3 separate regions of the Homo sapiens genome follow, and all the other regions are linked to region 1. Evidence: read pairs that join two places in POLR2A ChIA-PET (ENCODE). Cell type or tissue: OCI-LY7. All regions are shown on one strand. Links, peaks and the distances in the headings refer to the core of each region. The heading gives the core; the rest is flanking DNA. Region 1 holds the start of LINC02765 (long intergenic non-protein coding RNA 2765). Region 2 overlaps EPHX1 (epoxide hydrolase 1). Region 3 overlaps ENAH (ENAH actin regulator).

Region 1 (10,158 bases), core at 1,288-9,287:
AGGGGCTCCCACAGTGCAGAGGTGGGCTGAAGGGCTCCTCAAATGCCGCCAAAGTGGGAGCCCAGGCAGAGGAGGTGCCACGAGCAAGCGAGGGCTCTGAGGACTGCCAGCACGCTGTCACCTCTCACCAGTTACTCGGGAGGAGGATCACCTGAGCCCAGGAGGCAGAGGCTGCAGTGAGCTGTGATTGTGCCACTGAACTCCAGCCTGGGCGACAGAGCAAGACCCTGCCTCAAAAACAACAACAACAACAACAACAGCAACTATGTGTGTGTGTGTGTGTGTATATATATATATTTATTTATTTATGAGGGAGCAACACCCATGAAGAAAAGAGAGGCTGCAAGAGAGTGCAGGAGGGGTGGGTAAGCTGCGATGTGGATCTGCCACACTCATCTCTGGCAGCCCAGTGGGCATGCAGAGCCAGTGCTGCCCATCAGAGGAGCCCTTGAGGGGTGGAATAGTCAGGCCCTTGTATCCTCACCTAGCTCAGACTCCTGGAGAGGCAGAGAGGATGCTGACCCTGAGGAAGCCAACGGCTGGAGGCCAACCACGCTCCACGCAGCTAGGCAGTGCGCCTTCCTTGGAGAGCCACGGTGGCCTGGCCTGCCCCCCGCCAGGAGTGGAGCCTCAGGAAGTCGGATCTCACGCCCCAAGTCCCGGGGCTGCCCTGCTAGGTCTGCCCATGCCGGGAGGGGTGGTCCCCTGCTTGGCTCTCCTCGGGTGGCCCTCCCAGTCACTCCGTAACAACGGGTGGTCCCCCACCTGTCTAGGTCCCTGGACCCCTGCTGAAGACAGGGGATGTTTTTAGGGGAGTCCTGCCCCTCGAGGCTCAGCTCTATCAGAGATGGCTTGGATAGGGCCTCAGGCGGCGGCAGTGCAGGGCGGGGGCACCACCAGCAGTTTGGTGTGATGGGCGGGAAAAGCTCAGAGTGGAAGTGACCGGAACAAGGTGCCGGTCCACATGTCTCCCTTCACACCCGTTACACCCGGCAGTAGGGGCTGGCCGGAGGCACTGGCTCACAGGCTCTGCCTCCTGCAGAGATGTTTACCCCCGCCACCTGCACTCGTTCCCACCTCCCTCAGGCCCAGGGGTCTTGCCCTGCCCAGGGAGGGGACCGCCCACTTACTGGTGTTGACAGGAGGACTGGGTGCAGGATGACCACCTGTGCACTCTCGGTTCAGTCGGGGGTTACCTCTGAAGCTCCCTTCCCCTCTACGCCTTCCTCCTACCTCTCACTACTCTGTCCTGAGGCAGGTGCAAGCAGACAGTCACTCAAACTATTCATCTCCCCAAAACGCTAAAGACAAGCCCAGGTGGCCCACATGTCATCCGCACCCCCAGGAACCCTGATGGGGTTGGTGGGGGCGTCATCCTTGTCACTCTTCACTGCAGCCTCTGAGAGCTCAGACCTCCCACAGTGGGGCTCTGAGCAATGGAGATGGCCAGAAGGTCGGGGGAGTGCCCCGGAGTAGCTGGCAGGTGGGAGCCAAGGGGCTTCCTTCCTGCTTCGCACCAGGCTCCATTCACCAAGCCCGAAACTCTGTCCCCTTAGGGATGGAGGCTCTTCCATTTCACAGAGGACATGAGACATAGAATACGGGACGAGACGTCGTCCGAGGTCAGCCGGCGTTGTTGTCTGCTCCACAATCTGGGGTCCCTGATGCCTGGTCTCGGTCCTGAAGACAGCGGCTCAAATCGCCCACCACCGAGTGGATGGCTCCCGAGTGCCCGGTGATCTCCGTTCCCTGCTGCACGGGCTAGGCTGTGTAGGTTTGCATTTAGGAAGTCCTTAGCACTTTCTGAGCACCTACCATGTGCCAGGGGCTGGGAACATGGAAAGAAAGAAAAACAGCCTGCCACTGGTTCACGTGCTGCCACACCGAGGCCTGTCCTGAGAGCACAGGCAGACTCTGGAGAGCAGAAAGTCTGTCTTCCTTAACCCTGGCTGGTCCAAATTTCTTTCATTCAGCTACAGGATCTGACACTCCTATTTTTTACTTCCAGTGAGGTTTTGCAGCCAGTGGCCAAATTTCCCCAGCAAGGCTGTTAGGAAAGCGTGTGTGTTCTCTGTGCGGTGGCCTGCCCCCGGGAGCTAGGCTCTCAAGCTGGTTGGCACCGAGCGGCTTTCCTGAGCCAAGCCTGTCACTTAGATGACAGTTTATAGATCCAGGAAGCCAGGTGACCTGAGGCTTCATCCCAAACTTGTCCTTGTGCAGACCCCCACCTGGGAATGGGCTGCAGGTCCCCACCTGATGGGAGGTGTCGGGAGAGAGAGAGTGGAGCCAGCCTGAACTCTGAGGCCAGGTGCAGTGGATCAGATTTCTGGGGCAGCTGTCACAAAGTTCCCCAGACTGGGCAGCTTCAACAACCCCCACTTATCATCTCGAAGTTCTGGATGCTGGAGTCCAAGACCAAGGCGTTGGCAGGATGGCCTCCTTCTGAGGTCCCTGTCTGGCATGGAGATGGCCACCTTCTGCCCGTGTCTTCCCACGGTCTTCCAATGGCATGCGTTTGTGTCCAAGTTTCTTTCTTTTTTCTCTTTTTTATTTGGGATGGAGTCTCGCTCTGTTGCCCAGGCTGGAGTGCAGTGGCACAATCTCAGCTCACTGCAACCTCCACCTCCCGGGTTCAAGCGATTCTCCTGCCTCAGCCTCCCGAGTAGCTGGGATTACAGGTGCACACCACCACGCCAGGTGAATTTTTTGTATTTAGTGGAGACGGGGTTTCGCCATATTGGTCAGACTGGTCTTGAACTCCTGACCTCAGGTGATCCACCTGCCTTGGCCTCCCAAAGTGCCGGGATTACAGGCGTGAGCCACCATGCCTGGCCCCAGGTTACTTTCTGTAAAGAACACCAGTCATATTGGATTAGGGCCCACTCTAATGACCTCATGCCCTCTTGATTTACCTTTGTAAAGACCCTATCTCCCAATAGGGTTATATTTTGAGGTCCTGGGGGTTAGGACTTCAGCATATGAAGTTTGAGGGGACACACCATTTAACCTATAACACACCCCAATTCCAGGTTGCCATGCTTACTGGCAGGAGCTTCACCTTCTATTTATATGTCTGGACCATGGTGCCTGTTACCTATGGCAGGGGCTCTCACATGCAGCAGTTGCCTGATTGTAGTGTGTACCGATATGTATAGCTGGCTAGAGTGTGTGATCATCTGGGGACTCAAGGCACCTTAAACATGTGGGGTAGGAGGTGGGGAGGGGAGAATGGGAGGAGAAAGCCCTGAGGTCTTGTTCTTGGCCCAGAAACTCCTGTGCACACCTCTGTAGTTACAGTCCTCTGCAGGTATGCAGGACTGCCCAGAAGACAATTCGCCTTAATTGCCTAGGCCACCCCGGGCATTTATGCATCTTTCTGGGAGGGGAGCAGAGGGGAAGGGCTGGGCAGGCGTAGCAGCTGCAGCCCTGTCTGCCGCCCCTGGAGACTCAAGCTCACAAATGGCCTATAGTCTGGGGGCTGGGTTGCAGAGTCCTTGTTGCTTAGGGTTGCTGGATTTAGCAAATAATAATACCAGATGTCCAGTTACATTTCAATTTCAGATCAATTACAAATAATGTTTTAGTATCGGTATTTTCCAAACATTGCATGGGACATACCTACATTAAAAAATTACTTGTTTACCTGTTAGAGGAGGCAGTTAGGAAAGACCTCTCTGAAGAGGACATTGGGCAGTGATCTGAGTGAAATCAGGGACACAGCAGTGCAGATCTAGGGGAAATAATGGAGACAGAGAGAACAGCAGGTGCAAAAACGTGGCTGAGGAGCCCCAGAAAGGCCAGCGTGGCACGGTCTCCCATTTTAGTGTGAGCTTGTTGAAGTGTGGATTCCAGGCCCTGCTTCTAGTGCAGTAAATATGGGGTAGGTACGGGACCCCATCAAGAAGCTCAGTTCGCATCTATCCTATTCCCTACTCCTTCTCAAGTTTTCAGACACAGTCCAGGGTATGAAATGCACCATCGTGGGCTCAGAGCTGGGGGGAGCCCCTCAAGGACCACCTGGTGCAAACCTCTCCAGTTACTGATGAGGAAACTGAGCTCCAGGGGGTCTTTAAGGACCTCATCCAAGGGATCTGGTCAGAGGAGAGCATGGTGCTTTTGTGCACAGCCAGGTCCAGGTCTTCCGGGGCACTTCTAAAAGGAGTTTGGGGAGCAGCGTGTGGTTTTTGGGGAGCCCCCACCCACTCCCCAGTGCCTGTGGCTTTGAAGCTAGGGCTTCCTGCATGGCCCTGTTGGGCCCTGCTGATCCTAGAGGTCTCACGGCTCATGGCCCAGGGTCCCTAAGGTTGTGTCCACCTTCTGGCTTTCTGGCCCCTTAACCTTTGGCAAATACTTGCCGGTCTAACTTGAGTTCCTTGCTAGAGCTTGTTTCTTTCTTCATGTTTGAAAGAACATAAAAGAGAGAGAAGGGACAGTTAGAGCTATTTATGGAGCCGCAGCCCTAGAAAGCTCCTATCTGTTCTTTCTCCAAGCAGGAAAACCAATTGTAGGCCTCTGACCTCCTCCCTCTCCAGCTCCCAGTGGCCTCCGAGAGCCCCTTGAGCTGCAGAGAGATGCGGACTCTGCAGGCCCCTCACTGCCAGCACCTTCATCACCGAGAGCCTCCACCTGGGCTGGTGGTGGGGGTGGAGAGAATCAAGGAGCAGGAAGAGAGGTGAAGCGACACCGCCGAGGAGCCCCCTGCTCTGTTCTTCATCCTAGACACAGGGAGCACCGGCTTCTCCGCAGCCTTGCCTGGCGCTGCCCTGCAGCCACCCACCCCCCTTCTGAAGGATGCAGCCAGCACAGAGAGAGGGAAGCGAGACAGGAAGTGACCTCAATTTCCCCGGCCACAGAAAGGGCGGCTCCCCCTGCCTCTGCAGCTGGGTGTGAGTCCGCGGAGCTGAGAGCCTTGCCCTCTGCTCCATCCTCCTCTTTTGGGGGTCTCCGCGGTGTCAGGACTTGGAGAGCCTGGTCGTGGGACTTGATCAGAGAGGCCTTGAGTGCAGTGGGTGCTTATCTGGTGACTGTGGCCCTGAGGTCTGGGACAGACACTGCCAGTCTTTCTGGGCCACACCCACGGGGACTGCCAGCCCCCCTGGGCTTGGCACAGTGGAGGGGAGCCTCCACCACAGTGGAGGAGAGACACACCCAAGGCCCTGGATGTGCCCGGCTCTCTGCAGCTGTGGGTGCCTCAGGCCGGCCGCCGATGGGTCTCAGTTTCTGAGGGGGTGGCAGTGAAGTTGCAGAGAAGAAACCTATGAAGGTGCCCTGTCAACTGCCACACGCCGAGATGCACATTGACAGCCCATCACCGCCTCTTGCCTGTCCTCCCCGGGGACCGGCAGATCATGGGAGATGATTTGTCAAGGGGAGACACATTTGGGTGACACCAAGCCGAGCTTCCTGTCTTGAGACGCTTTCTGCTTTCTCATCTTCCTGCTAATGAGTTGCCTTTTGTGTGTGTAAGTTCAGAGGGCCTCTGTCACTGGTGTAACCTCTCCAGAACATTTGAACATGAAACAAACATCATTTCTCTAGATTAAATTAAATTAATTCCCAGCCGCACCTCCTGAGAGGAATCATCCACTGGGTTCCTGGGCGGGGAGGGGTCCTCACTGCATGTGTCAGAGGCGTGTGAACCAGAGCAACTCCATCTTGTATAGGGGCTGGGGAAAATGAGGCTGAGACCTACTGGGCTGCATTCCTAGATGGTTAAGGAAGTCACAGGATGAGATAGGAGGTCGGCACAAGATACAGGTCATAAAGACCTTGCTGATAAAACAGGTTGCAGTAAAGAAACTGGCCAAAACCCACCAAAACCAAGATGGCCATGAGAGTGACCGCTGGTCATCCTCACTGCTACACTCCCACCAGCACCGTGACAGTTTACAAATGCCATAGCAATGTCAGGAAGTTACCCTATATGGTCTAAAAAGGGGAGGCACGAATAATCCACCCCTGGTTTAGCATATCATCAAGAAATAACCATAAAAGTGGGCAACCAGCAGCCCTCAGGGCTGCCCTGTCTGTGGGGTAGCCATTCTTTTCTTCCTTCCTTTCTTTTTTCTTTCTTTCTTTTTTTTTTTTTTTTTTGATAGAGTTTCGCTCTTGTTGCCCAGGCTGGAGTGCAGTGGTGCGATCTCGGCTCACTGCAACCTCCTCCTCCTGGGTTTAAGCGATTCTCCTGCCTCAGCCTCCTGAGTAGCTGGGATTACAGGTGCCCATCACCATGCCTGGCTAATTTTTTGTATTTTTGGTAGAGATGGGGTTTCACCATGTTGGGCAAGCTGGTCTCGAACTCCTGACCTCAGGTGATCCACCCGCTTCAGCCTCCCAAGGTGCTGGGATTCCAGGCGTGAGCCACCGCGCCCGGCCCCTTCACTTCCTTAATAAACTTGCTTTCACTTTACTCTGCGGACTCACCCTGAATTCTTTCTTGCGCGAGATCCTAGAATCCTCTCTTAGGGTGTGGATCCGGACCCCTTTCCGGTAACGCATGGGCTCATGTGGGAGTCCCGAGGCTTTTGGGGGAACAGGAGCACTGCGTCGGCCTTGGCTTAATCCTGGGCACTCACTGCGGCTCCTCTGTTCCCTGAACAGTGTCCCCCCCGTCCAGGGGCTCAGAGATGTCCCCATGGGGTCCTCCTGGGTGGCCAGACTGTGCCCAGGGACCCCTTCAGGGCTCTTGAGATGGGGGAGCTCTGTGGCTCTTCCAGGGCCCACGCCACGGGCTGTGGGCAGTCTGGCTGCCTGCGCAGGAGGCAGGCGTTTCCTATCGGAGGACCCCAAGCCCAAGGCCCCCTTCCTGCTGGGCCTCGGGCAACTCAAGTGATTCCTCTCTGGTCTGGCTGTGGGAGTTGGTTCCTTCTTGCCTGGGCAGCCCCTGAAGCACAGAGAATCAGCTCCCAAGCCCATCCTTCCTTCCTACTCTGGGAGCCTGGTGGAGGAGCACAAAGTCCTGTCTGTCCTTCCAGGTTGGGGGAAGGCGCATTCCTCTCACCTCGTTTCTTGTGCACAGACAGCTCATTTCATAGCCATCTGGCAGGTGCTCAACCAAAGACGTCTCATGGCACTGTGGATCAGGAAAAGACATCTGATGCTGGAGTCCTACGTGGTTCATAGCCTCAGGCCCCAGCCCGTAGCCCTGCCTGCGTCACCAGGCTGTCAATGGGACAGGAGCACCCTGCTGTGCCCATTTTGCTTACCCAGAAAAAAACTTTGTAAAAGGCTTTGTATTTCCTTCCCTAGCCCTGGCTAACTGCACATGGTCACACTGTTTTTTCAGATCCCACTTCCTGTCCCACCCAGCCCCAAATGTCCGTGGAACCGGCCCCACTAACCTGCATCCAGCTGCCTCTTCCACCTGGGCCCTGCTCTCAGATGGAAGTGTCACCAAACACCCAGATCGCCGTGCTCCTGCTTCTCTGGGTAAGCACTTACAGAGGCTACACAGGTGCTTGCCAGGTTACGTTAGGCTGTGCCTTCTTTCCTTGTGGCCCATGCACAGGCCTCTGGCCAGCTCTGTCCGGGTGGCAGCTCTCCTGGTGTCCGGCAAGCTTCCTCTGCTCGGACTCTGCCAGTCAAAGCCCAGCCCTGGCTCCTGGAGTCTGCAGTGCAAGTGGCCTCAGAAGCCCAGCCTCCCTCTGCAGCTGAACCCTGCAGCCCTTGTGTGAGGTCAGACCCCAGCGCCCCTCATTTCCTTCTTTGGAATGCAGGACTGACTTGCAGGCAGAGGCTTTGTCTGTGTATAAGCCCAGACAAGCCTCCCAGGTCCTGCCATTAAGAGTCTCCAGGGGATTCTAGAGATTTCAGACGTGAGCAAATCCCAAGATGAATTTTTAAAGTATCTTTCAGCAGAGGAGAAATCCCAGTGGCCAAGCTTTAGTTTTCAACAAAACGGAAATAGATATTTTAAATTGGGGAAAAATTTCGTGGTCTTGTGCTACCCGCTCCCGGTCCCTTTTCCATGTGACGTTAATGATGCAGTGAACTGTTGCTGAGCCAAGCTGCATGCTCGGGGTTTTTCTCAACCCAGTACTTCAGGTAGCCAGCGCTAACCAAAGTTTATTTATTTATTGAGACAGAGTCTTGCTCTTGTTGCCTAGGCTGAAGTGGAATGGCGTGATCTTGGCTTACTATAACCTCCGCCCCCCAGGTTCAAGCTATTCTCCTGCCTCAGCCTCCTGAGTAGCTGGAATTACAGGTGTCTGCCACCATGCCTGGCTAATTTTTGTATTTTTAGTAGAGACAGGGTTTCACCATGTTGGCCAGGCTGGTCTCGAACTTCTGACCTCAGGTAATCTGCCCGCCTCGGCCTCCCAAAGTGCTGGGATTACAGGCATGAGCCACCACACCTGGCCTAACCAAAGGATTTTATTTGCTCTCCCTGGAACGTGAAGTGCCCTCAATCCTGACTGGCTGAATTCAGGTTGGCATCAGCTGTCGTCAGGATGACAGCAATGCCGGGTCCCTGGCCCCCTGCCTCCAGCCTCCTGCCCTCCAGCACTGCCTCCACTGCAGCCAGTGAGGTCTGATCTTCTCGTTCACCTCTCAGAGTGGCTCAGTGGTGAAACGTTGTCTGCAGCAGGGGTGGGCAAACCTTCTCTTTAAAGGGCCACTTATAAATGTTTTCAGGCCATAAGGTCATCATGGGGTGAAAAGAGCCACAGGCAGTATGCAAATGAACAGGCAGGGCTGTGTTCCAATAAAACTTTATTCACAAAAACAGGTGTCAGGTCAGATTTGGCCCTGGGGCTGCAGTTCCAGTCTACAGAATAAGGTGTGCTCAGCTCAGCAGTGCAGTGAGCATTTTGGGTGTGGTTCTTTTTTACCTCTTCAGTGTCTCACCTGCCACACCCACTACCACTCCCCACCGCCACACCCTGTGCCAACTCCTTGTCCCTGGAAGTTGCCCAGAGGCCTTCTGCTTCCTTGGGGTCTTTGCACAGGATGTGTTCTCATCCTGCAGACCTGGCTGCCTGATTCTCCACCTGAAAATCTCCCACTTGCTTCTACAGATTCAGCCCACCCCTCTCAGGGGCCTTGCCAAGAACTGCTCCTTCAGCCCTGTCCCCTCACAGGCTTTATCCTGCTTGGCCTCTGAGCAGCACCAGGCCCTGTGCACCTCTCCCCTCCCCTCCCTCCTCTTCCTTGGGAGGCTGTTTTGCCTGTTTTCCTCCCGCCTCCCTGACTGCTCCTGCTCCACCCCCTTCCACTGTGTTCTCAGCTGCTGATGCTTCTTTCTGCCTCTTCTTCAGCCCCTTCATCTCTCTTCCTCGGGGTGACCTGCACCCCCATGACCTCACTCCCCACCTGGTTACTGATGGCTCCCAGATCCACGCCTCCAGCTGGGCCTCTGCAGAGCATGATCCCACCAGACACTCCACGCGGCAGGGGCTGTTCAGACTCACTGCTTTTCTCCCCACGCCTGTGCTTCCTCCTGAAATCCCCCTCTGTAAGATGGCATTGCTCTAGGACTGACAGGTTTGCACGCCCGCTGTGCAGTAACAGGCCAATTACATCGAGACAGCAGGGAAATAATAGCAGGGCACCAAGCCAGGAGATGGGAGGAAGCCCTGAAATTCATCTCCCTGAGGAGTTCTGGGCTGGGATTTTTAAGGGGATCATGGAGGGTGAGGGGTTGGGAGACTGGGGTCTTTGATTGGTTGGAGTGAGGGGAATGAAGCCACCAGGAGGTGGAAACTCCATTCTTTGTGAGTCTGTTCCCGTGGGGTCCTTGAGACCAGCTGACATCAGTAGTGTCACTGGTGTGCAAGGACCTAAAAGAATATCTCAAATGGAAAACTTACCATTTTATAGTGTTCAAGTTGTTATCTATAGAACAGTGACGGGGAACCTTAATCTTGTCACGGGGTCTACGTGATTTTAGGGCAATAGGCAAACACCTCTGAGGAAGCGGGTCTGGGAGCGGGCTGGCCTCGTGCCAAACGCTGGATGTGCTGCCAGCTGGGTTTATTTTCCTTCCCCCCTCCCTACTTCCCGGGTTCATTTTATAAAGCTTATAGGGATGGTCGCAGCATCTGAGGTGAACACATTTTGGGAGCATCTTTCTAGTCCACAGCAAACCCCTTAGCCAGAGCAGTCCTCCACCGTTGCCCAGTGAGACCCTCCCTCACTGGTCTGTGTCACTGCTCCAGG
Region 2 (10,158 bases), core at 916-8,915, 360 kb before region 1:
ATACAATTCGCCCATTTAAAGTGAACCCTCCAGTGGTTTCTAGGATATTCACAGACATGTGCAGCCATAGCCACAGTCAACTGTAGAACATTTTCATCGGCACGGAGAAACTCCATACCCTTCAGCTGTCGCTCCCCTACTGCCCTCCACGTTAGGTCCTAAGCAGCCTCTAATCTACTTTCTGTGTCCATAGTGTTGCCTGTTACATTTCACATCAACTCAGTTGTCTTTTAATCCCCATTTGTCTGACTCCTGTGTCTTTTTTGATCAGAAGAGGAAGAAACCATAGTCTTGGCAAAGCACTATCAGGCAGATACCAGCCCAGCATTGTTATCTAGCTCTTCATCTTCCTCATTCCTAGGGAAGTAACCCATAGACTGTTCTTGTTCAGAGTAACCTGCATGAATATGCGGGCCGTCCTTATGCCTGAGTCAGAGGAGGGTCTCTAGATGCACTGCAGTTAGGACCCAGACGGAGGAGAAAGCATCGAGTTCTGACAAGGCCCCTGCAAACCACGCCCCAGCAGCGCCCCTCGCTCTGTCTTGGAAACCCAAGGCAGGAGGTGGTCCCTGCTGGGAACCCCACCACTTGCATGTCCTCCATTGGCTACATGTCAGATGTTTGGGACTCTGCTGGGGGGTTGCAGAGGCCCTGGAGTTTGCTCCTGTCAAGAGCTGCCCCTCTAAACCTAGAATTGGGCTACTGGGGGTCGTTCTATGAAATACTTGTCCACAGTGGTCCAGCGATAGAGCTCCAAACAGAAATCCACCCAGGGCGATGGCTCTCGCCTTATTCCTGCAGTTCTGTAGGAAATCTAATCAGGAAAATCAGCTTGGCACCCCCCACCTCCGCGTTTCTATCAGTGATCCCAGTGAACTCCCAGCTTCCCACCCTCAGGCCCTAGAGTCATCTCCAATTCTTTCCCCACAGCCCATCACCAAGTCCTCATGCCATCAGATTCAGCCCCCTGTGTGCCTCGCCCCCTCCCCTGGACCAGAGCCCTTATCACCCCACATGTGATTATGGAGACAGCTTTCAAGAGAGGAAACCCACAACCTCTTCTCTCATAGTCACCAGCATACTTCTTAGAACCGACTGCAGCCTTCGTCCTGGGAATCATGCCCAGGTGTCCACCCTTGAACTTCCAATCTATCTCCCTCTCTGGATTGTGAAACTCTAAAGTGCCTCAAGGTCTCACTGATCAACATTTACTCAGTCTACCATGTGCCAGGGGGCAGGCCTTCGCTATCCCTGCTGGAGACACGTGGGACACGTTGATGCATGTTCCATCTCCAGCCAAGCCAGGCCATTGCTTTCCCTTTTTTTTTTTTTTTTTTTTTTGAGACAGAGTCTCAAAGAGTGCAGTGGTGCGATCTCGGCTCACTGCAACTTCTGTCCCTGGGTTCAAGAGATTCTCGTGCCTCAGACTCCTGAGTAGCTGTGATTACAGGTGCATACCACCACCTCCTGCTAATTTTTGTATTTTTAGTAAAGACAGCGTTTCACCATGTTGGCCAGGCTGGTCTCAAACTCCTGACCTCCAGCGATCCGCCCACCTCGGCTTTCCAAAGTGATGAGATTAGAGGCACGAGCTGCTGTGCCTGGCCCTGTGGCTTTCATCTTTCAATCCCAAGCAGTAACAGTGCCTGGGCCCCAAGGACCCTATGTCAGCTGATCAGATGGGCAGCTGGGACCACACTCCCACAATAAAAACAAGGCAGGGAATACCTGGAAATGAGTTCCTCTTATTTAAGTAATTCAGAAAAGAAAAAACATGCATCAGCTTCTTTCATTTCCAGAAAGACGTTATGTCTCTGCCAGGAAATCCTGCCCTTTAAGAAGATGGAGAAAAGTCAGCTAAAAGCCCCTGCGGTATTGAAAGCAGGACTAGGGGTTAGGGACTGGGAGACACATGGGAGCGTGTGGGAGGCAGCCGAAGGCAGAGAGCAGAGCTTCCCCCAGCAACAGGAGCAGCTGAACACACTTCACTGGGCAGGCAGATCCTACCACAATAAACCATAGCTTGGGAAGGCAGGGCTGTGCCCGTCCTGGGCACTGCCTTGACCCACAGTGCCCAGCACTGGTGACTGGCCCAGCACAGCGAAGAGCTCCACCAATATTTTATGCACTAGAAGCTAGTAAGACACATTTTGCATGATGTTGTCAAGGAGGCTGCGAGCATAATATTAGAACAATAAAGAGGGATCACCCTCCCCAGTGAACTTTACAAACCACCCTCCTTACCTGTACCTCAGCACAGGGAGAAGCACTGCTGTCGCTTCCCTCTAGGATATAAATGTGCAACTTTCCCCTTTCTGGGCAGAAAGATCCCAGTGCTTTCACCTGTCCACCAGGCTCCACGTTCTCACCCTCTGATTACTCCTTGGGAAAGAGAGCTGTGGAGCTCTGCACCTGGCGATGCTCTAAGGGCCTGTGAGAGAGGCAGGGCAGGCTGCAGGCACTGGCCCCCACTCCCCACGGCCTTCTGACAATTGCACAGTCCTGCCAAGTCAGCCAATCTCATGTGTGCACAGCGTGGTTATCTCCCCTGGACTCTGCACAGCAAACTGAACCACGCTGACCTGAGAGATACAGGGCTGAAATGATCAGTGCTCGAGTCCCATCTAAAAGAAGGGAATCTGGGACAAGGGGCATTATGATGGCCCCCACCAGCACTACCAGGTGTATCACCCAGGAAGAGGAGGGCAAAGTGACAGATTCAAAGAGAATTTTAAAAACACGATCTCTTGCATTCTAATTAAGATAACAAGAATATTAGTACTTGCTTGGCTCAAGGATGGTGCCTTACAGCCACTGATCTCAGATTACAAATAGGCTCTACTGCAGTGTGTTACTTTGCCACCTAGTAACAGCCCTTTATTTAATAGCAGGTGGTTAATGCACCAAAGAAAAGTGTTCTTGATTAGCCTGGTGTGACAGCAGGTGTTGACTGTGTGGGGGTGGGTTTCCAACCCCGCTGCCGCCTTGCGCTCCCACATGAACAGTCCTTCTTCTTGCTGCAGGCAATATTCACTTCCACCAGCCCAAGCCCAAGGAGCCCACCCTGGGGAGGACGGAGGGGGTCACCACGGCTCCACACCCCCCCGTCTGCTTTGTCGGAGAGCTGGCCAGGCAGAGTGGCGCCCTCTTGACTGAGCCTCAAACCTTTGCTTTCCTCTTACTCCAAATAAAGCCGCCTGGCGAAGGAGCTCGGAGGCCTGATGGCAGCCTGCTGGGCGCTTGACAATTCCTAGACCCTGGTAAATGTAATCCATGGTACATGCAAATCCACCCACTAAAGAGCCACAACTCATCAAACTTGACTTTCCTTTTCACTTATTTAAGGCAAGAATCGGAGTAGGCAAGGGGCTTAGCCTAAATCACACTGCAGTTGTGAGGATTAGAATCTGTGGCCACAGCACTCACTCCTGGTCTGTCACTGGGTGTGTTGCACCCCAACTCCCCTTCTTGTTCCCTCTCAGCACCTGTTTGCAGCCTTGAGTCTTCAGGCCAGAAGGGACTCCTAGGGCACAGACGTCTCCCAGGCCTGCATAGCTTTTCTCAAAAAATGTAATAATAAGAAACAACACCCTCCCCTATCTGGTGGGTCAGCCAGTCCTGGGAAGGACTGCGGGGGCGGCGGGGGTGGGCGGTCTTAGAGTCTGACCAATGAGTCCAGGCACCCACTCTCTATCTGCCTAACCCTGCCCACACATTCTGCTGCAGTTCGAGACAGGGAGAATTGCAGATGCCCACCGCCCAGGCAGGGAGGATCTAGAGAGTGCCAGGCACCCAGCAGGCTGTCCTCAGGCCTCTGGGCTCCCTCGCCAGGGCTGCGGCTTTATGTGGAGTAAGGGGAAAGCAAAGGCTCGAGGCTCAGTCAAGAGGGCACCACTCTGCCTGGCCAGATCTCCGACAAAGCATGGGGGTGTGGAGCCGTGGAGACTCCCTCTGTCCTCCCCAGGGTGGACTTCTTGGGGTTGGGCTGGTGAAAGCGAACATCGCCCAGAGTGAGAAGGACTGCTCACGCAGGAACCCAAGGCGGCAGAGGACCTGGGGTGGGCTGGGGAGGGGGTGGCACTAAGCAGATGAGAACCCTCCCCTCCCTCTCATGGCCTCCCTCTCTCATGGCCACCCAGCACTCAAGAGGACAGAGCAGGGCTGCATCACCCCTACATCCACCGGGTGGGCCAGTTGATAAGTCACTGCCACTGGGCATGGAAGCTGGAGAGGAACTCAGCAGCCTCGAGTCCAAACCCCTGCTCTACAGCCAGGGAAAGAGGGGGCCGAGTGACTGAGTCTGGGGAAGCTTGATGGCCAACTTGGGTGATGCCATTTAAGGAGCCAGCCTGGGTTTCCCGGAGACTCCCCATCCCATGGCTCCCTGCAAAACAGCAACTCTGACAACCTTTGACTTTAGAAATGAAAACATCTTGGAGGTTACAATACGAGGGCTTTGGCCCAGTGTGGTAGCTCATGACTGTAATCCCAGTACTTCGTGGGGCCAAGGTGGTGAATCACTTGTGGCCAGGAATTCAATATCAGCCTGGGCAACATAGCAAGACCCTCATCTTAAAAAAAAAAAAAAGTAATAAAGGGGCTGCTTGTTTGCTTTCCTCTTTGGGTCGTTCAAATCTCGGCTCCACTGTTTACTAGTTGAGGGGCTCTGGGCAAGTTATGAAACCTCTCTAAGCTCAGTAGCTGCATCTGTAAAATGGGGATAATAATGTTGAACTACTTATTATCAACATGTGTGTTCCTTCCTCTTCCCCTAAATCCCTAATTACCGTGGAGCATCTCTGCCTTGTAACAGACCCCAGAGGAGCCCCTGTTCTTGTTATTTAGCCCACACCCCAAGGTCCCGCTGCAGCCGTGTGCACATAAACAGGCTGGACGTGAGGGAGTGCATGGCGTCAGGCACCGTGGTCTGGCAGCATCTGCTCTCCTCTCCATGTGCCTTCACCAAGGACATGATTTGGGAGGATGACCAAAGCACAAGGCTATGTACATCTTCGGGTATCAGCATTTTGCAAGATATGTCCCTGGGGTAATCTCCACCCCTCTTTTCCATCTGTTCGGAGAAGGTGCATTCTCAGCATCAAGGGGCAGAATTCTGGTGGCTAAGCCTTCACCTTTCCAAGGAGAGCTATATTTATCTCTTCCCTGTGGTCAGCTCCTGCTGATGTAGCAAACATTAGAACTTCTTCAAAACATCAAAGTTTAGGAGACACCATGAAAAACTGAGAAGTAAAACAATACAAAATGAGAGTGCCTGCTTTATTTTGCTAGCACCTGAAATCAGAGCTTCATTGATCTGCCTCAAAAGTTCCAGAGATATATTTTATCTGATTCGAGTTTTTGTTTTGTAATGCACTTTTCCAGAATACTGACAAGTTACTGGGCTGAGAGTTTGTGCAGGAGGGGGTTGGAGGGGAAGCCTTTCAGAATGAAATCATTTTTTTCTCGAAGCCAAGGTACTCTTCCCAACAAAATGGTTCACTTGCCTAGTAAAGAAAATACAATTTTTGTTGCAAACCAGCATGATTTTTTTTAAAAACGTGACTGGAAGATAGTGGTCATTTAGCTACAAGATACTGAGCTCAGAGGGGAACTTGATGAACATTTGGCTCCTACTGTAAGAAATGGGATTGCATACATTTTAATTCCAATTCTACACTGAAGTCAAATTTTGGGCATGCATTTGTGAAAGGTGGAAGAAAATCTCACTAAGTTCAAGGTGAAGAAGTTAGATGAGCAATCAATGGTCTTTACCCTTCAAAGATGGACTAAATGTAAACTGTTAGAAAACAACAAATGATACAAGTAGAGTACTTGTTAGTTTACTTGTGTTTATCTTTCTGGATCTGAGGTATAAAGGACCATTTTAAATACAGGAGAGCAAATAAAGTAGGTGCTTTGTTCTTTGGCACAGTTAAAAGGTAAATCACCTGTAATCCCAGCACTTTGGGAGGCCAACGCAGGTAGATTACTTGAGCCCAGGAGTTTGAGACCAGCCTGGGCAACATGGCAAAACCCCATCTCCACAAATAATAAAAAAAAATTAGCCAGGCATGGTGGTGCATGCCTGAGGTCCCAGCTACTCGGGAGGCTGAAGTGGGAAGATTGCTTGAGCCCAGGTGGTTGAGGCTGCAGTGAGCTATGATCACTGCACTCCAGCCTGAGAGGAAGAACCTGTCTCAAAAAAAAAAAAAAAAAAAAAAAAGAACCAAAAAATGAAAAACAGGCTGGGTATGGTGGCTCACACCTGTAATCCCAGCACTTTGGGAGGCCAAGGCGAGCAGATCACTTTAGGTCAGGAGTTCGTGACCAGCCTGGCCAACATGGTGAAACCCCGTCTCTACTAAAAACACAAAAATTAGCTGGGTGTGGTAGTGTGCACTTGTAGTCCCAGCTACTCGGGAGGCTGAGGCAGAAGAATCGCTTGAACCTGGGTAGGCGGAGGTTGCAGTGAGCCGAGATTGCCCCACTAGACTCCAGCCTGGGCAACAGAGCAAGACTCCATCTCAAAAAAAAAAGAAAAGGTAGATCAGTTTAATAATTTAATGGAACTTAATATTTGTTACACTGGGGTAAAAATAAAAGTTTGCTTTTTAAAAATTCTCTTAAGTGATGTCACTAAGTCAAGTTTTAAAACATACAATTCATTTTAAGATTGATACTTAAAGTTCAAATGAACTCTTTTTCTGTTATTTGAATGTGGTTTTTAAAGTGCCAAGAAGTTATTTGTTTTTTAAAGTAAATAAGAGATTTGGATTGGCGCCTTGGAAAAGCAAGTATAAACATGTTTTTGGACCAGAGGTTGGTTCAGCAACACTGAGTGTAACTACTGGCTGGGTACTGTGCAGGCACCAGGACTAACACACAACCCTGTAACTGTAGGAGCTCACACTTTAGCAGGGCAGACAAACGGATAACAGATAAACACCCTTCCAGTTATAGACACATACTATATGCACACAGATGGAAGAGAAGTGTGCACAAGCAGAAGTGGTTAGGTTTTGCCACAAAGTTTTCACAGAGAAGGGGTCATTGAGCAGGGTTTTTAAGTATGAATAGGAGTTTACCAGGAGAAAAATAATGGTGGAATGGGAATAATCCAGGCAGAAAGAAGAGCATGTGGAATGGAATGGGATGGAAGTGAGGAAGCGCATGGCATGAATGAAAAAACACAAGAGTCTCATAGGCTATTTTCGCATAAGAGTTGATGATTCCACATTTCCGAGTGTAGTTGTCTCATTTATTACTATACTATCTCTTTTATAAATTGCTACTTCATCACGAGCTGACCCAGGAGTTTTAACTTAGAAATCGTGTTTACAATTCAGATTACCCTTCTGTAAATTACATGCTGAAAAGAGTGAGCTAAGAAAATATACTTGGGGACAGGCGTGGTGGCTCATGCTTGTAATCCCAGCACTTTGGAGGCCAAGGTGGGCAGATCACCTGAGGTCAGGAGTTCAAGACCAGCCTGGCCAACATGGTGAAACTCCGTCTCTACTAAAAATACAAAAATTAGCCGGGCATGCCTGTAATCCCAGCTACTCAGGAGGCTGAGGCAGGGAGAATTGCTTGAACCCAGGAGGCGGAGGTTGCAGTGAGCCAAGATCACACCACTGCACTCCAGCCTGGGGAACACAGCAAGACTCTGTCTCAAAAAAACAAAAAAAAGAAAGAAAGAAAATATACTTGGGAATGTGAGGATTTTGTGGTTGAGTGAAGAAAGGTGGCCCAGACAGGAGATTACTCAGAACTCAAAGGTTCACCGCAGCTGTCCTTGATGAGCTGGTGGCTGCGGCAAATACGCCATCAGATTGGGATGTTGAGGCAGACTGCTAGCAATGTTCTCTCCTTCTTCCTTAGCAAAGGATTTTTAATTTTAGTTGGAGAAGACCAGCCAAACACTTGACATTTCTTGGCCCCCTGGCAGCTAAGTATGACAGAGTGATTAAGTGCGGACAAAGAGTTATAAATGTATTAGAGCAGAGCCACCTGGGGCCCAGACAGTACCTTGTGTCAAAATTTTCTCCAGTGCATCTGAAATCGCACTGTGATCCTGTCCCCCTAAACTTTGTCTTCTCTTGGTGTTCCCTCCCTCAGTAACTGACATTACCCGCCCTGCTACTGCCAAGCCAAAAACCCAGGCAACGTCCTTGAAACCCCTCTCCTTCACTCCGCCACAGATATCAGTAAGTTCTGGCAGCTGAACTTCCAAAGTACATCTCAAATCCATCTCCAACCCAGCCCAGGTTCCTGTGGCTCTCCCCTGGACTACTACCCTGCCCGGTCCACTCACATCTGCTCTACCCCTTCCAACACAATGGCCACTCTGAAGCCACAGCAATCTTTTTAAAACATTTTTTTTTTTTTTAGATGGAGTCTCTCTCTGTCCCCAGGCTGGAGTGCAGTGGCACGATCTCGGCTCACTGCAACCTCCGCCCTGGTTCAAGCAAGTCTCCTGCCTCAGTCTCCTGAGTAGCGGGGACTACAGGCGCATGCCACCATGCCCAGATAATTTTTGTATTTTTTTTTTTTTTTTTTTTTGAGACGGAGTCTCGCTCTGTCGCCCAGGCTGGAGTGCAGTGGCGCAATCTCGGCTCACTGCAAGCTCCGCCTCCCGGGTTCACGCCATTCTCCTGCCTCAGCCTCCCAAGTAGCTGGGACTACAGGCGCCCGCCACTACGCCCGGCTAATTTTTTGTATTTTTAGCAGAGATGGGGTTTCACCATATTGGCCAGGATGGTCTCAATCTCCTGACCTCGTGATCCGCCCGCCTCCGCCTCCCAAAGTGCTGGGATTACAGGCGTGAGCCACCATACAAACCTTTTTTTTTTTTTTTTTTTTAATGGAGACAGGTTCTCACTATATTGCCCAGGCTGGTCTCAAACTCCTGGGCTCAAGTGATCCTCCTGCTTTAGCCTCCCAAATAGCTGGATTACAGGCATGAGCCAGGCCAGAGTGATCTTTTGGAAATGCAAATCTGATCATGTATATCCCATCCCCTGCGAAACCCTTAAAGAGCTTCCCATTGTCCTTGGGTTAGTGTGGCCTTCAAGGCCTGTGTGATCTCACCACTCCCCTAGCCCCTCAGAGTGCTACTGGTATCAATATTATGGAGAAACAGTTTACTTGAAAGCTAAGTGAGAGTTTTAGGGCTGGGATCTCACGCTGCCCCCCGATCTTTCAGTTTTGTGCTCACCATGCTGTCTTACTGTGGGGCTTTATGAAGGCGAATCCCTCTGTCGAAAAGCTATTCCCTCCCCTTCCCACCTCCCTAACTTCTATCCACCTTTCAGATTTCAGACTGACTGTCCCTCCTCTGGGTAGCCTCTCCTGACCTATCCCAGCAAGGCAGATCTCTCAGTCCTAGCCTTCGTCGAGCTCACATTTGTCAGGGTGATTATGTGACTGACAGCTGGACGGAAGCTCCTGTAGGCCACTGACCATGTCTGCTTTGGCTCCCATCTGGACTCTCAGTGCCTGGCATTCTAGTAGAAGCTTAATTATTTGTTGAATGAATGAATGAATTTAAAAATTCTTTGAATGAGAGCATAGAAAATTAATCAGAACTTTTGAACAAGAAGAGCTGAATTCCCCTTGAGGAATAATAAATATAACCTACTTAGCCTAGTTGGTAGAGACAGACCATAAGATGCAGGAAGAGGGCTGAGTAGGTGGCATGAGGCACTATAACGCCCCCTGACCCCAAAGAAGACTGGAGAACCAGTATCCTAGGCGCACTACAAATATCAGGGTTTTGGGTCTAAAAAGATGGGGTCAGACTCAGATCCGGCCACACAAAGTAAAGGGCAGGTCTACCGCCTGCCCAAAGACTCCCCTCCCCCAACCCAAGCAAGCAGTCAGAACCTCACCACAAGAAAGTGCTCCTAAAATCGCAGTAAAGTGCTAGCCGGCCATGACTCAGCACTTGCCATGTGCCCGGCCTTGGCTAAGTGCATTGCAGGGCAGAATGCCCAAGTATTTTTCCAGAACAAAGGCCATGAGGTGGACCCAGCCCTGCGACAGTTGGGCAGGCCTGGCTCTGACTGTGTTTCTCTAATAGTGACTGAGACTCACAGCAGCGTGAAAAGCCAGTGCTTCTCCTGGGGGAAGTCTGCCACTTTGGGGAGGAAAGTGTGG
Region 3 (10,158 bases), core at 761-8,760, 120 kb before region 1:
ATCTTATTGTGATTTTAACTGGCGTTTCCCTGATGATTAATGATTTAACACAAATTTACTGAGCATTTATATATCATGTTTTGTGACATCTGTTCAACTTATTTGCCCAATGTTTTATTGGTTGTTGGAGTTTCAGAAATGTTGGATTCATGTCAGATTTATGTTTCGTAGATTTTTTTCTTCATCTGTGCCTTGCCTATGTATGCATTCTCTCCCTTTTCCCCTCCTCCCTCTCTTTCTTCCTGTAACAGCTTTATTGAGAAAAAATTTATATACTCTATGCATTTTCTTAAAAGTGTCTTTTTATGGGAGAAAATTTTAATTTGCCTTTTTTCCCTGTAATTATTGAGAAGAGCTTTTGCCTTCCTGTGATGATTTTTCTCCTAGGTTTCCTTCTCCAAGTTTATGGGTCTAGCTTTTAGGTTTAAATCGATATATCTTGAATAATTTTTTTGTATGGTGTGAGGTATGCATTGAGATTTTTTTTCTGCATGCATATCCAGTTGTTCCAGCACCACTTATTGAAAAGATTATCTTTTCTCCACTGACGTCTTTTTAAAAAATTAGTTGTCTTTATATGTGTTGATTTCTGGACTCTGTCCTGTTTCATTGATATATTTGTCTATTTTTGAGGCCACTACCATACCCTCTTAATTGCTGTAGCTTTGTAATCTTGAAATCAGATACTATTAGTCTTCTATCATTATTCTTTTTTTGTTGTTGTTTTGGATATTCTGTGCTCTTTGAATTTCCATATGAATATTATAATTAGTTTGTCAATTTCTACAAAAATGGCTTGATGGGATTTTCATTGTGATTGCATTTAACTTGTAGATTAATTTAGGAGAGACTTGACATCTTAACAATATTGAGGCTTCCAATCCATGAACATTGTATATGTTTAAGTTTTTTAAAATTTCTCTTACCAGTGTTTTTTAGTTTTCAGCATAAAGATTTTACGCATGATATTATGAAGATTTTCTTTTTTGGGTGCTATTGCAAATGCAGTTTTTAAAACTTTATTTTTCTGGTTTGTTGTTGCTACTATATAAAAAATGCAACTGATTTTTTAAATTAAACTTGAATCCTGTGACCTTGCTAAATTCACTTACTAATTTGCTGCTTTGTAGATTCCTTAGGATTTTCCATAAGCAGCAATTCGTCATCTGCAAGTAGAGGCTATTTTCCCTTTCTGTCCTTTCTTTTTTTTCCTTTTCTTTCTTTGCCTTAGTGCAAAGGCTAGGACCACCAATACAATGTTGAATAGAAGTGGTTAATCCTTGCCTTCTACCTGACCTTAGGGGGAAGGAGTTCAGTATTTCAAAATTAAGTATGATGTTCTAGATATTTTAATATATGATCTTTATCACATTAGGGGAAATCACTTCTCTTCCTACTTTTCTGAGAGTTTTTGTCAAGACAGATGTTGCATTTTATCCCTGCTTTTTCTGTCCCCCAGCCAACCCCACCCCCACCTCTTTTTTTTTTGAGATGGTCAGCCTCCTGAGTAGCTGGGTCTACAGGCACGTGCCACCACGCCTGGCTACTTTTTGTATTTTTAGTAGAGACAGGGTTTCACCATGTTGGCCAGGCTGGTCTCGAACTCCTGCCCTCAAGTGGTTCGCCTGCCTTGGCTTCTCACAGTGCTGGGATAACGGGTGAGCCACCATGCTCGGCCTTTTTCTGCCTCTTTTGCATTACGTTGTTCTTCTCCTTTATTCTGTTACGGTGAATTACCTTGATTTTCAGATGTTAAACCAATCTTGCATTCCTGGAATAAACCCTACTTTGTCATGATGTGTTAGTATTTTAATATTGCCAACTTTGATACTATTTTGTTAAGAAATTTTGTGTATTATTTAAGGATAATATGATTTTCTTTATTTGTAATATCTTTGTGTGGCTTTCATGTTGGGATCACGCTGGTCTCATGAATCAAGCTGGAAATGTTTTCTTCTTTATTTTTTTGAGAGTTTATATAATATCAGGGCTGTTTTTTCCTGAGCTATTTGACACAATTCACTAGTGAAACCATGTGCCTGGAGTTTTGTTTGTGAGGAGCTTCATATATCAATTTCTTTCTTCCTTTTCCCTCTACTTTTCCCTTTTCCTTCCCCCTCCTCTCCCCTCTTTTCTTCCCCCTCCTTCTCCTCTTTTTCTTCCTTTTTTTTTTTTTTTTTGAGCTTGTCTCCCAGGCTGGAGTGCAGTGGTGCAACCTCGGCTCACTGCAGCCTCCGCCTTCCGGGTTCAAACGATTCTTATGCCTCAGCCTTGAGTTCCTTGGCTCAGCTGATCCTCCAGCCTCATCTTCCCAAGTAGCTGGGACTACGGGTGCACGCAGCCATGCCTGGCCAATTTTTAAAATTTTTTATAGAGTTAAGAGTCTGACCTTGTTGCCCAGGCTGGTCTCAAGCTCCTGGGCTCAAACAGTTCTTCCACCTTGGCCTCCCAAAATGCTGAGATTACAGGCGTGAGCCGCCATGCCCATTCTTTTCTAACTTAAGAACGAAGCTCAAGTCTTTGCTTTTAGGCCTTTCTTTTCTCATATATGCATTCACAACTATAAATTTCCCATTCGTCACTGCTTTAGCTGCATCTCATGATTTTTTTCTTATTTATTTATTATTATTTTTTACACAGGGTCTCACTCTGTCTCCTAGGCTGGAGTGCAGTGGTACAGACATGCTTCACTGCAGCCTCAGCCTCCTGGGCTCAAGCAATTCTCCCACCTCAGCTTTCTGGGTAGCTGGGACTACAGGTGCACACCACCACGCCCGGCTAATTTTGTATTTTTTTAGTAGAGACAGGATTTCTCCATGTTGGTCAGGTTGGTCTCGAACTCCCGACCTCAGGTGATCCACCTGCCTCGGCCTCCCAAAGTGCTGGGATTATAGGCATGAGCCACTGCACCTGGGCAATTTATTCAATTTTTTTTTATGGCCCAGCATATCATCTATCTTGGTGATTATAGATGTACTTGAAAAGAATGTGTATTCTGCAGTTATTATGTATAGTGTCTTTAAAATATCAAATGAGTCAAAGTGGTTAATAACCTTCATTTATTCTATGTGCTTGCAAATTTTTTTGTGTACTTCTGTTGTCTAGTTTTATCAGTTTAAGGGGGTGTTAAAATTTACAACTAATACTGTGAAAATGTCTTTTTCTCTTTCTCTGTTTTTTTTTTTTTTTTTTTTTTTTTTTTTTTTGAGACAGGGTATCACTCCGTCGCCCAGATGGGAGTGCAGTGGCATGAGCTCAGCTTGCTGCAACCTCTGCCTCTCAGGCTCAAGCGATTCTCCTGCTTCAGCCTCCTGAGTAGCTGGGATTATAGGCACACGCCACTACTGCCTGGCTAATTTTTGTATTTTTAGTAGAGATATGGTTTCACCATGTTGGCCAGGATGGTCTTGAACTCCTGACCTCAAATGATCCACCTGCCTCAGCCTCTCAAAGTGCTGAGATTTTTCCCTTTAATTCTGTCAGTTTTTGCTTTATGTATTTAGAGATGGTGATTAGGTGGCTGTACATTCAGGATTGTTACTTGTTTCTGATGAATTGACCATTTTATAATTTTGAAAAATTCCTCTGCTTAAAAGTCTACTTTATCTGATACTAATGTGTCAATTCTGATATTACTATATGGGTACTGTTTTCATGACATATAATATTTTATTTACTTTGTTCCTTTTTTTATGTTACTTTGAAGATCTTGTTGCTTACCAATGTTTATTTACTTTGAACCTACCTGCTTTCTGTATATTTAAAGTGCATCTCTGTGGGCAGCATGTAATTGATTCTTTATTATCTAATGTCTGCCTTTTAATGAGAGTGTTTAGTCATTAACATTTCATGTAATTATGGAGAGGTTGGACTTCAGTCTACCATTTTAATATTTGTATTCTGTTTGTCCCTTCTGTTTTCAGTCCTTTGTTATTCCTTTTCTGCCTTTTTGGGGGATAAATTGAATACCTTTAGAATTCTATTTTAATTTTTCTACTGACTTTTTTGCTATACCTCTTTGCATTTTCTCTCTCCTGTTAGTTATTGCTTTCACTTTTACCATTTACTTAGAGTTAATGTTGTAGCACTTTGCATAAAATGTAGAAACCTTGCAACTCTCTAGGTTTGTTCCCCCCAGTTTGTTTTGCTGTATTTGTCTGATATATCCTATCTGCATAATTTGAAACTTCTTAAGATAACGTTACAAGTTTTACCTTAAAAGAACACAGTCCAATTTATATTTATCCTGTATTTACCTTTTTTGTTTTTGAAACAGAGTCTTGCTCTGTCGCCCAGGCTTGTGTGCAGTGGCACAATCTTGGCTCACTGCAACCTCCATCTCCCGGGTTCAAGCAGTGCTTGTGTCTTAGCCTCCCAAATAGCTGGGATTACAGGTGTGCACCACCACACCTGGCTAATTTTTGTATTTTTAGTGGAGATGGCGTTTCACCATGTTTGCCAGGCTGGTCTTGAACCCCTGGCCTCAAGTGATCTGCCTGCCTTGGCCTCCCAAAGTGCTGGGATTACAGGTGCGAGCCACTGTGCCCGGCCTACATTTACCATTTTTGATGCTCTTCATTTCTTTTCTTTCTTTCTTTTCTTTTTTTTTTTTTGAGATGGAGGTTTGCTCTTGTTGCCCAGGCTGGAGTGCAGTGGTGCAATCTGGGCTCACTGCAACCTCCACCTCCCAGGTACAAGTGATTCTCCTGACTTAGCCTCCCAGGTAGCTCAGATTACAGGCATGCGCCACCATGCCTGGCTAACTTTTTTTGTATTTAGTAGAGACAGGGTTTCACCATGTTAGGCTGGTCATGAACTCCTGACCTCAGGTGATCCACCCGCCTCTGCTTCCCAAAATGCTGGGATTACAGGCATGTGCCACTGCGCCCAGCCTAATGCTCTTCATTTCTTACAGACTATTTGAGTGTCTGGTACCATTTTCTTTCAACTTGAATAATTCTCTCTCTCTTTTTTTTTTTTTTTTTTTTGATACAGGGTCTTCCTCTGTCGCCCAGTCTGGAGTGCAATGGCGCGATCTTGGCTCACTGCAACTCCACCTCCTGGTTCAAGCAATTCTCCCACCTCAGCCTCCTGAGTAGCTGGGATTACAGGCACCCGCCATCATGCCTGGCTAGTTTTTGTATTTTTGTAGAGATGAGGTTTCACCATGTTGGCCAGGCTAGTCTTGAACTTCTGACCTCAGGTGATCTGCTCGCCTCAGCCTCCCAAAGTGCTGAGATTACAGGTGTGAGCCACCTCGCCTGGCCTCTTTTTTCTTAAAATATCTTTATTTGCCTTCATTTTTAAAGAATATTTTCCCTGGATATGGAATTCTAGATTGGCAGCTTTGTATTTGAGCTCTTTAAAGATGTTGTTTTATTGTCTCTGTTCTCTTTTGTTTCTGCAGTACAATATGAAGATGTCTGTGGTCATCCAATTTATTGTTCTTCTTTATGTAAAGTTTCATTTTTCTCTAGCCATTTCAAGTATCTTCGTCTTCAACTGTGATATACCTACTTGTGGTTGTTTTTAGATTGAATATGCTTTGCTCTTTTTTGCGGAGAGTGGGGAGTTGTCCCAGACTCTTACACATATTAATATGTTAGCCCCAATGATACTGTCCCACAGATCTGTATAACTTGGTTGGACTCAAAACAGCAAATTCTGTCTTTTAGGCAGTGGGTCATATTTTGGTTCAGCTCTTTTAGTTACTTGGAAACTGCCCTACACATGAGTAGATCAGGGATCATCCAGAGATTTAGGCAGAGTTTATATACAGAATTTGGGGTTCCTTCCTGCCCACTGGCTCATTTTCCTCCCAGGAATTTCCTCTCATTTTGCAGCAGCTATGGATTGCCCTGAACTCTATCCTTTTATCTTTAAGCTAGAAAGTCTGTGGGGGTTTCTGTTGGAGTTTTAGCTCTCCCATGTAGCACAGACCAGGACCAGTTGTCAGGCTAAAAGCTGTAAACATCAGAGAACTCTCCCCGTATTATTCCTTTCTTAAAAGAGTTGACTCCCTTCTTCTCATTCTCCAGTGCCTTCCTGCATTAGTCCGTTCTTTTCACTGCTATAAATAAATACCTGAGCTTGGGTAATGTATAAAGAACAGAAGTTTAATTGGCTTACGGTTCCATAGGCTTTACAAGAATCATGATGCTGGCTTCCGGGGAGGCCTCAGGAAACTTACAGTCATGGCGGAAGGCAAAGGGGGAGCTGGCACTTCCTGTGGCTGGAGCAGGAGCAAGAGAGAGAGAGGGGGGGAAGACAACCAGATCTCATGAGAACTTACTATCAAAGGAATAGCACCAAGGGGATGTTGCTAAACCATTCAGAAAGGACGACCCTCATTATCCTGTCACCTTGCACCAGGCCCCACCCCCAACATTGGGGATTACAGTGACATGACATTTGGGCAGGGACACAGATCCAAACCATACATTTCATATAGTTGTTCTATAAATTTTATCCAGAGATGAGGATTGCTTGAGCTCAGGAGTTAGAGACCAGCCTTGGCAAGATAGGGAGATCCCATCTCTACCAAAAATTAAAAAAAAAAAAAAAAATTAGCTGGGTGTGGTGGTGCGTGCCTGTGGTTTGTCCCAGCTACTTGGGAGGCTGAGGTAGGAGGATTGCTTGGGCCTGGGAGGTAGAGGATGCAGTGAGCACCACTGCACTCCAGCCTGGGTGACGGAGTGAAACCCTGTCTCAGAAAAAAATTCTTTTTAATTTTAATCCAGAGTTTATAGTTTTATCTATGGGAGGGTCATTTGGAAAGTTGGCCATTACTTGGCCAGAAGCAGAACCCTCCCTGCTTACATTTTGAGAAAAATAGATTGAGATTCTATAGTATTCTGCTTTAGTTTTTCTTTCTTGATCTCATATGGTACTTGTCTTTTGCTGACACTATTCATTCATTGAAATTAATAACCTTGCAAAATAAAAATATAAGAAGTCAGTGTGGCTCACCCTCCACCCTCCACTCCCACTCCATCTTTCATCCCGTTTTTATTTCCACGTCTGTCTAACTTGGCTCTGCCTGGTGCCTTTATAGCTAAAATTAGCCACACTTGATATTTTTAACTCTACGGTGCTTGGAAAGTATTTTGAGAGGCTTTGCCATATAACTTCATGAAAATAATGTGAGGAAAAGAAGAACTACAGGAAACAGGTGAAATAATCTATTCAGTTACTGAGAAAAGTTTCTTATTAATGGGAGAATTTATTAAGATAGGGAAGTATGTGTTGCCAAGTGAAGTGTTTTCCCACATTTTTCTTTTTTTTCTGTGACCATTTCTAGATGTCTGTACTTTTTGTGAACTCTCATGCTGTGAATGACGGTTTAGGTTTGCTGGTGCACTGGGAATTGATCTTTGAAAATTACAAGTCCAGTTAAAAAAAGATGGGTGGCCAGACGAAGAATCTGAGCCCTGTGTGCCTATATGTGTGCTAAAAGTCACGGAGCTTATGAAATCTGAGGTAATCTTGGCTTTTTTTTTTTTTTTTTTTGGTTTTTTTCTTGAGACAGAGTCTCGCCCTGTTGCCCAGGCTGGAGTACAGTGATGCGATCTCGGCTCACTGCAACTTCCACCCTCCCAGGCTTCAGCCTCCCAAGTAGCTGGGATTACGGCACGAGACACCATGGCTGGCTAATTTTTGTATTTTTAATAGAGACAGGGTTTCACCATGTTGGCCAGGCTGTTCTCGAAGTCCTGATCTCAAATGATCCACCCACCTTGGCCTCCCAAAGTGCTGGGATTACAGGCGTGAATTGCACCCGGCCCAATCTTAAGTAGTTTAAGGTCTTGGGGTCAGGCACGAGGGAGTGAAGGGGTAGTGTGTTACTTATAGCCACACAATAAATTACACAAAGTTTTAGTGGCTTAAAACGTCACGTATTTATTACACAGTTTCTGAGGGTCAGGATTCTGGGTTTGGCTTAGGTGGTTCCTCTAGCTCAGGGTCTTTCATAAATGCAGTCAAAATGTTGGCCAGGGCTGCAGTCTCAACTGAAGTCATCACGGGGGGAGGAGGATCTGCTTCTAAGCTCATTCACATTAATGGATTGGATTTAGTTGCATGCCAGCTGTTAGACTGAGGGCCTCATTTTATTCCTGATAATTGTCTCGTGTGGGCCTCTCCATAAGGTGGTGGCAAGCTAGATGGAAGCCAGAGTCACTTCGTAAATTAACCTTGGAAGTGACATTCCATATATATATATATGTATTTTTTTTCCCATATTCTGTTCAGTAGAGGTAAGTCTCTGGGCATGAATACTAGGAGGTGTGGAGATTATTAATAGCTATTTTTTTGTTGTTGATGAGTTGAGGGTGTGGGGAAGAAGAAGAAGGTATAATAAATTTTTATTTCTTACAGTGTATACTTAGAGTAGGAACCAGAATCACACAGTAGGGTGAGAAATTTTAAAAGCAAAGTTTACCACTAGGAAGCTATGTGATGTCTTACATAGGAAGAACAGCAAAGCATCTCAAATAAAGGAACATAACAAAACTTTAAACATTGAAAGGTTCTTTTTCTGTAGTTTTAGGTTGAAGTTTTATCTTAATTTTCTAGTCAATATTTTTCTACACTGACTTGGATGAAAATATTTATAACTGAAAATATATTATTTCTTTTTACCTATTCTTTTTGAAAGATGTAAAGACATATTCTTCTAATTGGCTAATAGATTTCAAAGTTCATGTGCGTCCTGTAATGTGCTAAACTCATACATTGTGTAGTAACAAAGTTGGAGTAGTTTAAATAAAATAATGGAACGATAGCTGCTATTCTATTCTTCATGTTTCTGTGTGCATGTCTGTGTGAATCTCTATCTGTATCTATAGTTTGATGTCTAAAATGTTTCCCACAGATTTTGTCTTTCATGTAATTCTTTGAAGAAAGTTGAGATTCTATTTGAAGGAAACTTTCCCTGGAGTATTAATTTTATGAATAAGTTTCTTCCTACTGCCTTAAAAAAATCTGATATTCTAGACATGTTTTTGTTATAGGTTAACATTGTATCTTCAGTAATGAAACCTTTAAAATAAACCTTGGTTATTTCTAAAAAGAACATAAATTTCAGCAAATAAATTCTTTCCTCTTAGCTTCAAATTAAATATAACATGAAGTATAATGTGGAAATAATAGAAAATATGTGAAGAGGTAATTTTGTGGAACTAATATAGTTTATAGTCAGAATCTTTCTTTTTTTAGTAGAGTGGTTGCAAGTCCAGACCTGGAAGCAGACTGGCTGCTTTAAGTCCCATTTCTGCCTCTCCCTACAGTATGTCTTTAGTCAAGTTAATTCACTTCTTGTGTCTCCATTTCCTATCTGTAAAATGGGGATATTAACGGTACCTACCACATAAGGTTGTTGAAGAAATAAGCGAATTAATAAAGGCAAAGCACATAGAACCATATATGGCACTTAGTAAGTACTATATACATATCCTTATTTTTTACTATTATTAGTAGTATTATTAGTATCAACACTGGCTCAGTAACTGCTTATGTCACTTAATTGTCTCTGGGATTTAGGTCTTTCATAACATAAACCAAGAGATTTGGATTCTTTATAACTGACTAACTGGGGAGCTGTTAGTCTCTATTAGATAGTAATTCACTGATAAGATTTTTCCTCATTGATAGGATTTTTTGTGCCTACAGTTAAACAATACTCTGAAATATTTATAGACAGTTGTAGAGTGCATTCTTCTGAAACTGTTGGTTTTAATTTTTCCAAGTAACGTTTGCTTTATCTTTGTTAATTAGTCTTTCATATTACAAGAAAGAGCATTGCTTGAATTTTTTCTGTGCTGCTTAGCAGCAGGCTGTCTTTGTCATTATGTGGCCAGCTAGAGTTGCACACACAGAGCAGGTTCCCACCCTAGATAATCTCAGTCTTACTAGTTTGTTAATATTTCTTTCTTTTCTTCCTTTTTTAAGAGAGAGTGTCTCGCTCTGTCGCCCAAGCTGGAATGCAGTGGCTCAGTAATAGCTCACTGTAACCTTGCACTCCTGGGCTGAAGTGGTCCTTCTACCTCAGCCTCCCAAGTAGGTGGGACTACAGGTGCACACCATTGTGCCTGGCTAATTTATTTTATTTTTCATATCTTGTGGAGACAGAGTCTCACTTTGTTTTGTCCAGGCTGATCT

Evidence for each region. ChIA-PET counts read pairs that join two places held together with the same protein. Peaks named below come from ENCODE experiments on the same cell type or tissue, not always from the same donor. Only the 100,000 strongest peaks of a DNase experiment are listed, where the experiment ranks them.
Region 2: POLR2A ChIA-PET joins it to region 1 with 15 read pairs; 4 of 35 experiments call an interaction of 5 or more read pairs at or near these places.
Region 3: POLR2A ChIA-PET joins it to region 1 with 10 read pairs; 3 of 35 experiments call an interaction of 5 or more read pairs at or near these places.

The regions. Positions count from the first base shown.
Region 1 is chr1:225,462,493-225,472,650 of GRCh38, reverse strand. It overlaps LINC02765 (long intergenic non-protein coding RNA 2765), which reads left to right and starts at 4,879. Exons shown (of 3, transcript NR_187303.1): 1 at 4,879-5,462; 2 at 7,286-7,428. RefSeq lists enhancers at 1-202, 4,507-4,786, 4,917-5,176, 5,227-5,526, 6,215-7,104. In OCI-LY7, for the core only: a CTCF peak has its summit at 4,742; DNase peaks (open chromatin) are centred at 4,840, 5,380 and 8,732; H3K4me3 peaks cover 2,361 bases; H3K27ac peaks cover 2,738 bases.
Region 2 is chr1:225,817,631-225,827,788 of GRCh38, reverse strand. All of the region lies in intron 1 of EPHX1 (epoxide hydrolase 1), which reads right to left. Among named protein-coding and RNA genes, the nearest start is that of EPHX1, 13 kb to the right of the region's middle. RefSeq lists enhancers at 1-221, 2,231-2,907, 9,158-9,984, 9,985-10,158 and a silencer at 2,398-2,584. In OCI-LY7, for the core only: no CTCF peak of the experiment used is centred there; no DNase peak of the experiment used is centred there.
Region 3 is chr1:225,578,264-225,588,421 of GRCh38, reverse strand. All of the region lies in intron 1 of ENAH (ENAH actin regulator), which reads left to right. Among named protein-coding and RNA genes, the nearest start is that of ENAH, 70 kb to the left of the region's middle. In OCI-LY7, for the core only: no CTCF peak of the experiment used is centred there; no DNase peak of the experiment used is centred there.